2 separate regions of the Homo sapiens genome follow, and region 1 is linked to region 2. Evidence: read pairs that join two places in POLR2A ChIA-PET (ENCODE). Cell type or tissue: endothelial cell of umbilical vein. All regions are shown on one strand.

What was found. ChIA-PET counts read pairs that join two places held together with the same protein. Peaks named below come from ENCODE experiments on the same cell type or tissue, not always from the same donor. Only the 100,000 strongest peaks of a DNase experiment are listed, where the experiment ranks them.
Region 1: POLR2A ChIA-PET joins it to region 2 with 5 read pairs; 2 of 35 experiments call an interaction of 5 or more read pairs at or near these places.

Annotation. Positions count from the first base shown.
Region 1 is chr1:88,092,933-88,097,932 of GRCh38, reverse strand. No RefSeq gene overlaps it. Among named protein-coding and RNA genes, the nearest start is that of LINC01773, 190 kb to the right of the region's middle. In endothelial cell of umbilical vein, no CTCF peak of the experiment used is centred here; no DNase peak of the experiment used is centred here.
Region 2 is chr1:87,965,765-87,970,764 of GRCh38, reverse strand. It overlaps LOC101927871 (a long non-coding RNA gene), which reads right to left. Exons shown (of 3, transcript XR_426720.4): 3 at 4,034-4,144. All of the region lies in intron 1 of LOC105378836 (a long non-coding RNA gene), which reads left to right. Among named protein-coding and RNA genes, the nearest start is that of LINC01773, 62 kb to the right of the region's middle. RefSeq lists enhancers at 1,470-1,969, 1,970-2,471. In endothelial cell of umbilical vein, no CTCF peak of the experiment used is centred here; a DNase peak (open chromatin) is centred at 2,324; H3K27ac peaks cover 1,562 bases.

The DNA of each region.
Region 1 (5,000 bases), 130 kb before region 2:
TATATGGTTATCTAGGCAAGCCATAAGGTTAGGTGAAAACACTGTGCAAGGAGTAGGGAGATTTGAAATGTGTTTTTAGTTCTGCTTAGTTCCCTCATCTGTAAAGAGAGTGGTAAATTAGCTCATCTTCAAGGATTTCTGAACATGTTAATTTTAAGTATACAAAGTAATAGAATCCAAGACAATACTGCACATAAGATACTCTTCAGAAGTTCAGAAATCTTAGATAGGCAGTCAGGGAAATGTTAAATAAATGACTTTATTTTTTTATTTTTAAAATTTCATGTTCAAAATAAAGGGCATCCAAATTCAGATCCCTTTCTTTTCTTCCAATCCTTGTAAGATGTACAAATTTTACATGAGGGATGATAATGCAATAGTACCCTATATGACTCAAATATAATTTAGTTTGGAAATGTCATATGATAATCCCACATAAAGCCCTATTTATCAAAGGCCCGAGCTGTCAAGTCGTGATGGTGCTTTGATTATTTTACACATTATTTACACAGGGAAGAGCCAAAAGGTGCATTCCACACATGATTTAAGAAAGAAAAAGGGCTCCTTAAAATGGAGAGTTTATCCTTTACACAAATATTGTTAATTTTGAAAATGTGAAAGAATAGGAGCATTAAGTGGGCTAGACCATGGTAAACACACACACAAACTACAAACACACACATAGATGTGTACACATACATATATAGAAACATAAATCACCATTGAATAGGAGAAAAAATTCTGATGTAAGAAATGCATCAGTGCAAGGAATATGAACAAAATAAAATAAATAGCGTTTACCCTGGGTAGTGGTATTCATAGAAAGTATTCAGAAATTAAGATTTCTCAACTACAAGGTGATGCAAATTTGCTTTAATGACCCACAGAGGGTTGGGGCCAGGAGCCAGGAAAGGAGAGGGAGATGGGTAAAGAGGATTTTTGGTGAGTTTGATGCAAGGTTTACAGACTCACCTGCCATCCAGGGAGGATGAGTCCCAATAGGAAAACACTAAGAGTACTCATTTGTGAATGTACATGCATATAGCTCAGCATACATGCAGAGGTGTGCAAGCAAACATCTCAACTAAGTCAGTAATCCATGTTCTTCTGGGGGAAGGTAAGGCTAGGAGAGGGAAGGAACACAATGGAATAGGTCTTTCACCTGCTGCATCTATGTGTGTTTACTGTGTTAGCCCAATATGACACTGGCAATTCTTTTGAGACATAGGTAGGAAAAATGACACTGTGTGGGAAAGAAATTAAAATAGAAGAGGAAATCTTGAGTCCCAGAAATGAAAACTGAAAAGAACACTTTCCATTTCCTTTAGTTATTTTCTCTGCATCTTCTTTCCCTCCTCAGTAACTTCAATTTATTGTGATCCTTCTCTAGGGAGCACCTACATAGTTTCAGGTGGAGCCCCAAATTGAACTTGTCCTTGGGTCATACTTGCCTGGGGTAATATCACATCCTGTATGGTGTAACTACTCTGATAGTTGTCCAATTCAGGATATTTCTGGACCTTAATGGTAAATGAACCACAATATGAGATTTGCTTTGCAAGAAGGAAACCTCTAAAAATTCTACTACAAATCTACCATGAAGATCTAACAAACAATATTTTTCATGATACAGTTACCATTGAGAGTACCAAGACTGGATCAAATATTCACAGAAGATATGGTATAAGATTATCATGCTAAAAATGACTCCAAAATGCCAAAAAGAAAACCATAGAATGGATTTTAAGAAATCTATTAAATGCCTACATGATGTGCTATCATGCCAACTTAATTGTTACATTTAGTGTTCATTAAAACTTCACTGCATTTGAAAACAATTTGTAGGTTTAGATTTTCTCATTGCAAAATTTCCATCCATGCATGATTGCTGAGAGCTCATAACAAATTGTGAATCAAGTGAATCACTTATAGCCAAATAATTACCAAAAAAGTTTTACAAATATCCTTTCAAAAAATGACAACAATATTAGGCTGAATGGGGGTCATGGGTACACTTTTAGAAAGTGTTGACATGTTGCGGGGAAAGGTCTCCACGTGTAAGAAGGCCTAAGACCAACGGAGATCTGAAAAAGGACCTGAGTAAGGAGTCAACTGTCTTAAAGCAGTTTCCCTGAAGGTACTGGTGTTTTAAGGAACTATTACTGGAAGAATTTTCTCAAGGTGACAAAGCTGCATTCTTTATTCTCAAGTACTCTCAACAGAGGGCATCAAGTTAGTCTCGAATATCTGTAGTGATGGTAGATGATTATCTGAAGCCCTTGCAGCAGCTTGGCTCTCCCTGGGGCTTGAAACAGCTCTTGGATACCAAGCACTCCCTGAAACACAGTTGTTAACGATAATGATACACTAGACGTGGGCTCACTTTGACTTTCTACACTCTTCACATGAGCTATTGTAAGCCTGTTCTACTTTCACAGAAAGGCATTCAGCTGAAATTTTCTCTTATGCTGCTCAGCATGTCTTGATGGGAATGCTTCTCTCAGGACATCCCTGGGCTTGGTGTGTCAGTCATATTAGGAAAATGTTCCTCAAGTCAACCTTAGACAGTTTCCTGGAGGAACTCTTTTCCAGGCAGGAGTTTTTTCTTTTATTTTAGGTTCCATCTTCACCCCGATAATTTTTGATAAATTAGAGTTGGCAAATGTTTATTTACCTCAGACTAGTTAAGAAACAGTAAATGATGTTCCTGAGCCGCAAGATTAGGATCCACCTGGATCCTCAGACAGAACGTTAAATGAGGCTGGTAATTTTTTAAACATTTACTCTGAGAAGCCACACAGTTGGTGACTGTTAAAACTGTGTTTTGTTTTTGTTTTTGTTTTTGTTGTTGTTTTTGTTTTTCCTTGAATTGTGTTATGTGCTGGCCTGGAATTTATTTTCTGAATTGTACTAAGTGGATGATAGTAATTTACATTATTACATTTTGGGACACAGCACTATCTCTACTTTCTCTCTTCATCCTCTTCCTTCCTCTAGCTCCTCTCTCTCTCTAATCCTGCCTTCTACTTTGACTTGCTTTTGGGCAAAGTTCTATTAGCAATCTTTGTTATCTCTCTCAGGGTCTGCTTTCTTCTAGAAAAGACTCATTCTTATAAAAATCATGATAGTTTGACAAGCTGAGGGCAATTACCTGATCAATATCAGTCAGAATGAGAAGCCCATGATGGATGCCCCTTTGGATTGAAAGAAAAGCAGCAGAGACATATTAAATTAAGCTAGTCTCATTTGGCCCATCACCAGAAGATACTGAAGCAACGTAATTTGACCTTTAAAAAATCAAGAGACCGTCTGCATCATCCCAGCATGAAGAAAGGTCTCAGACGTGGTAATTAGAGAATTGCAATAATTGCTGGTTTTGCAACAAAGGATGTTTTTCAAGTCTTTGGGTCTCAAACTACAAATTTAAAAAAATTAGTGAGCTCATTTTCTCAGTTGCTATAGAGTATGTGGGGATAGTGCATGGGGCAAGGTGGACATAAGACAAAATTGGGAAGAAGGCATTGCCAACTCTTCAGAAACTGTAAGTCTTAACCTACTCTCTCTAACTTGGCAGGCTAATAAATGTTTTAATTATACTTTTAGCTTGATACTACTTCTAAAGCCAAACAGTAAATCTCTTTAGATTATGTTGTCATTGGCTGTTAACATAGCTAACAAGGCAATAGATCTCAGATATTTAACCATTATTACTTCTCATTGGCTCAAACCATCACAATAAACAACATGTACACTCAGAAAAATTAATATATCCTCAAATCCAAACATCACTATGAAAAGGTCACCTTCACCCAGTAACTATTCACAACATTTTTCATGTTTGTACAGTTATGGAAATGAGCAACACTGTAAAATTTTATTTAAATCATCTCCCTTTCCCTGTGACAATATCAAAAGGCATGTTTCTCAACTTTTTTCTCTTTATCTGATCCAAAGATCTATGGCCCTGACAGCAATAAACAAAAACACACAAAATTGAACATTCTGGGGACCTGGCATGGGAAACTGTTCATAGGAATCCAGAGTCAGAGGGAGCCTTAAAAAGCTGTCTTTCTGTTCCATATTCTCAAACTTTAGATGTGTAAAAATTACCTGGACAGCATTATCCACTATGCCTGGGTAGGGTCCAGGGACCTGTATTTTCACAAGTGTCCCCCGGTGATACTATGCTGGCGGTCCATGGACCACATAGTGAGGAGCACTACAGAAAGTACACAAGCTTAAGAAGGTACAGCAGCTTAAAGTGGTGAAAGTCAGTCACTTTTTGCAAAGGCTACCATGGAAGTGGACTGAGACTCATTCAGTCAAGTAACACATCCAACGCTTTGGCGTTCTGTCACTTGCCTATTAAGAACTGCCACTTTCCTTTTTCTAGCTAGAATCTCTTTGTTTCGTTTCAGTCCATTTTGCTTAAAGGTATTCCACTTGTAAAAGTGCTCCTAGGGACGATGATGTGTTTTATTTTCATCTTTTCCTATCAAATAAGTGCCACCCCCCCTGCTTTCCATATAGCTGACTTCAATATCCCAGACTTCCAGATACTTCCTAAGTGCAGGTCACTTTCTTGCCAGGAAGAAGAAACATTTGTTAACCTATTTTTTTCAGAGTAAAAGCCAGAGTCCTTGTGACATCAGCACCTCTATTCTGCCTCTCACCCTCTCACGCCAGTCGCAGTGACCTCCTTGTTCCTCAAAAATGCCAGACATTCTCCTACCTTAGGGCCTTTATTCCAGCTATTTCCTCTGTTTAAGACACTCTCCTCCTAGATATCCACTTCAAGTCTTTGCTTAAATCCCACCTTCTCCTCCTCACCACATTATTTAACAGTGAAATCCAACCTTTCTCTCTTTATTCTTGATCACCATTACATGATCCATACGTTTTGTCTTTTTTTCCCATAGCACTTCCTTATAGCATATGATATAATTTACTTTTAAAATATTGTTTATGTTTGTTACTCCCTATTGCTATTATAAACTCCA
Region 2 (5,000 bases):
AGAGGCCATGCTTTTCATTCCAGGAGAATTCTGGTTAGCTTCAAAAACAGACCACAGAAAGAAGGCATGGAGTTCTAAGAAACACAAACAATTAAGGAACTCTATCGGATCCTTTCTACCCATGTCAATTCTGTGCATTAATCAATCACTTATGCTGGAAACGACGACGTGGAATGAAAGGAGATGATAGGCCAATCCATAGTTCCTTTTCCTTTTAGTCTATCCTTATTCACTAGTAAGCCAAAAGTAGAGTGTTAATAGAATATACATGTGAAATATTTTGCGTTTGTTTTGCATTTGTTTATTTTCTTATTTAGAATGACATTAAACAGAAAATAAAAAAGAAATCATGACAATTCAGAAGAGAGACCATAGAAGACGGGAAAGCATTTTATAATTTAGTACATTTAATAGCACTTGTTTCCTGCATTTCGAAAAAGGCCTCCAAATTTTCACTTTGTGCTGGGCCCCACAGATTATAAAGCACTACCTAATGGTCTTGATGGAAAGATGGAACCTTGAGAAGCCAAGATCCTCTGTAGGAAGTAATATCTTTGTGACCTGAAATGGGTTTCCCTGATTTGGTCTATGGGTATCAAAACGGAAATGTGAATACTCAAAAGTACTTGTTCAATGCCACCATGTATCAATTTTCTTCTATTGATTCTAATTTTAGAAAGTTAAACCTATCCCAAATGTTTGATGAATTCTCAATTTTCTTCTCTTCTTGTTACTCTATGTTCTCTAATTTTTAATATATTCAGCTCTTAGACCTTCATCTGTAATTGACTTTGGGGTAAAATGTAGAACCAGGAAAACTAAGTGTTTTCAATTTGCAAAATACTCCTTTAAGACCTTAGCTGTCTGCTGAACCATATTAAGACTCCTGATTTTTATTTGTAAACTCCTTATAAACATTTCTTTGGATTTCTATCCATTTCCATTCCCCTTGCTGTCCACAGCCCTGAACACTGCTTGTATTCTACTACTCTTCTACCTGGGTTCTCAATTCCAACCCAGCAACCACCTCAGTATCTCCTTTATGGAATTTCCCTCTTCTACTCTTGAGTTACATACATCACCCTTTCTACCTGGGATAATCTCATATAGTATGATTACTCCTATTTCTCGCTTACCTCGTTAAGAAAAATAGAGATTCTTCAGTCTTACTCCACTTCACCTTAACTACAGATTCACCAAAAAGAAGTGGAAGTGCTTTATAACTACAAAGCACAATACAAATATAGTCCATAACATTAATGTCATTTTCATTATATTAATTACAGTTAATCCTTGCTTAGGGCTCTCTCTATGCCGGACAGTGTTCTAAACTTTTATATATATTAATTCATTTATATTCTCACAACGACCCTTTTAAGGAGTTACTAGTATTTCTCACTTACAGATAACAAAACAGGCACAGAGAGGTTAAGTAACTTGTCAAACAGGTAATAAGTAGTGGAGGGGGAATTCCAACTCAGCAATACCCTTGTTATGCCTTCCTAAGGAGAGATGCTGAAAAGTGTCATAATGTCATTCATAGCTTAGTATGCAATAACACTGATAAATTAACATGCATTTACAAAGGCTCTACTTCCATATTCCCAAGAGGAACGGGGAAGCAGAACTGAATAATCTTTACATCAGGAATTGCCTGTCAGAAAAATCCACCCACTCTTTGACTCTATGATTTTGTCTTGTTCCATTTTATTTTTTAATTTTGGAGAACAGACTTCTCGGGGAAGTCAGATTTTACTTTGATTTTCCACCCGAGACTGGAGAGTGGAGAGCCTACATGCCTTTGCTGTCTCCCACAGATGCTTATTCTAGCTGTGTGACCACCAGCTACATGACTGCACTGCAATCCACTTGGAACTTCCTAGCAGGACCACCCAGAAGCTGCAGCTGGTGCAGAGTATGTGGCCGCCTGGCCTGTTTACATGAGAATGTGAGCCTAAGAAAGTGGACAGTACCTGCTTTCTGCTGTCAGCCAAAGCCTTCATTCCCCTGGAAAGACCCAGTGTGTAATCTAGAGACATTCATAGGTTTTAGCCCTAACTATTCTCCAGACTTGGAAGTGTTCCCTTCCCAATGTTGGACAGCTTCTCCCAGGATGCTTGTCACATGCCCCAGTCCAGTGGAGCCAGCTGTAGCTTTGGAAATGTGGGTCAGACAGACTCCAAATGTGCTGATCCTCAGATAGCCCACTTTGAAAGAGCCATTTTCTCATACAAAAACTTTCCGTTGAATCATATCCTATGCACTATCTCAGGCTTCTCAGAGAGCAACAACACTTAACTTGTAAGAAAAAAAAAAAAAAGAAAGAAAGAAAACATGTCCTTAAAACCCTTGCCTGTATCTTTTGTGGGCAGCCAAGTTCATGCCTGGCCACCACCCCAGGAGGGCCTTTGGCAATAGTCACAGCTGAAAGCCTTTCTAGCCAGATGAATAACAGTGTCCGGAAAAGCTGACCTGGGGGCTGAGTGGTGCCTCTGGAAGCAAGTTTTATAGAGCTGTTAGTAACGCCTTTATCACACTCTTTAGGTAACAGATTTATTGCTGAACAGGTTATCTTACGTCTATGTTTTTGTAAATCAAATCCTTTTTAAAACTTTGTTTTGGAACTCTTTAGAGAGCTCACAATTTAAAGAATTTTTGTAATGGAACATTTTATAAAATCACGGGAATAATCACTCCTTCAGACATCTGCTTCCAGAGTAAGTTCAGATTTTCAAAGATAAAGTTGCCTTAAGTTGAGGGGGACCGGTATTAACAGCTCTGTCCCGTCTACTTTGTCCTTTTAACTAGGCCACTCCACGCTCTCTGTTGCATGCTACAAACAGGCCCTGGGGAGTAGAGATGAGGAGTAAAGCCTAGAGATAAATGTCACAAGCGGTTGAGGCTTTTTCTCCAATGTTAGGCACAGAGCACAGATTCTTCTGAGGCTGAACCTTGAGAGGAAAGGCAAACTAAAATTTATTGAATTAGTACTATGTGACAGGCATTTAATCTCACAACAACCCAACAAGGGAAGAAGGAAATGATAATACTCAGTGAATCCTACTACCTACTGGGAATGAAGCTGGTAGCTTTACAGTATATTTTTTCATTTAGTCTTTATAATTAGGGTTGCCATACTTAGCAAATAAAAATATAGGGTGTCTAGTTAAATGTGAACTTCAGATAAACAATAAATAATTTTTTAGTGTAAATGTGTTCTGTACAATATTTGGGACATATTTGTATGAAAAATATCATTATTTATCTGCAATTCATATTGAACTAGGTATCTTGTATATTACCTGGCAATCCTACTTATACTAATCCTAAGAAATAGGAATTATTATTTCCATTTTATAATTGAGAAAACGAAAACTCAGAGTCATTAAGAAATTTGCCCAAGATGTTAACTAATGTCAGAGTTAGGATAACAGTCTCGTTCTGTTTGACTCTAAATCCTACATATTAGCAACTATACCAGAAAGTCCCCTCATCCTAGCTAATAAAGAGGATCAGTTTTTAGTCAGCTAAATAAACCACCTTAAGTAAAAGGGCTAAGTTCAATTTTAAATACTATTTATTAATGATCTACCTGGTCCAAAATCCTGTATTGGGGCTGGAGAGAAGAAAGAATATACTGCCAAGATTATTTAGGAACCAGGGCCAGCCCTCACATAAAAACATAATGAAGTGGATAAGATGGTTGAGAGAGAAAGAAAAGGAAAACAGAGGGAAGAAACGCTCAACATGTTACTCGATCTCACGTTTTTAAACAGGAACATTTGTGTTACAGTTGATTCTGCTCTAAAACTTTGAACTAATGGTGAGGTCCCCTGTACAGCATCTTATGCGAGAAGCGGTGTTAAGTGAGGGAAATTGATGGTCATCCTCAGTGTCTCTGAGGAAGAAGATCCCTTCTTGCAGGAGATCAGCATCTGCCTTTCTGGAGTGTCCCCAGCACCTTGAGTTTGTGGCTCCAGGTCACATAGTGACTTTTAGGGTCCTGCAGTGGTTTGGCTGTCACATGGCTTACCTCATGGATGGACCAGGGTGACCTTGGCACGGCTGTCTAGTGAGGAGATTGCCCCTTCCTTCCCTCACTGCCCATAGCTGCCAGCTTGTGTGATGAAATTGATCAGGAAAGCTTAAAAAGAAGGCAGAATCCAAGGCAGCAGGTATGAGAAGCTCAAAAAATAAAATAGTATCATCATAAAGTAATATTTGAGTAGCTCATTTGTGTTAAGCATTGTATCAGCTGTGATTCATGAGCATTATTCCCAAATATCACAAGAATACAATAAGGTAGGAATTATTATTTCCATCTCACGGATGGGAACACTGAGGCTCAAAGATGTTAAGGTACATGCTGAAGGTCACACTGTGCACATGAATGTCTGCTCTGAAACCCTGCTCTTGTACAGCACTGAGCTCTCTCCTTAAAAAGAAGGGGGCGGGTGGGTGCGAAGGAACTGGACTCCTTCCCTCCATACAGGCAGGGAAATTCACACTAAACAGCAAGGGGAAAGAGGAAATGCAGAACCTCAGTGCAAAGGAGCAGGCCTGAATGTAGTACCATTCTGTCTTATCTCTTAATTGAAGCCAGGGGTATACATGCCCACTTCTGTAGCTAACATCAAAAATAGAAATCAACACTGTGCAAATGTATATCTAATGGTATAGCTTACAGTATGATTCCCTTTCCCCATATCATTTTACAAAATAGAAAAGATTAGGGGAAAGAAACTTAGAAATGGACACAGAAACAAAAAAGCATATATATATATATATATTGCTATTATAGTAAGGGCCTTTTTAAAGTCGAAATTCTGTTTTCGATAAGAAAAGCTTTTAAGAACTTTTTTATGTAGCATTGTTTATCTGTATTTATAGTCAATTTATTCCTTCACTTTGCTTCTCCTATACTATAATGCTAAGTTTCCCTTCATATTTTCCCAATGGTTAACATTCTGCTTCTGAAAATTATCCATTAAAATTTTATC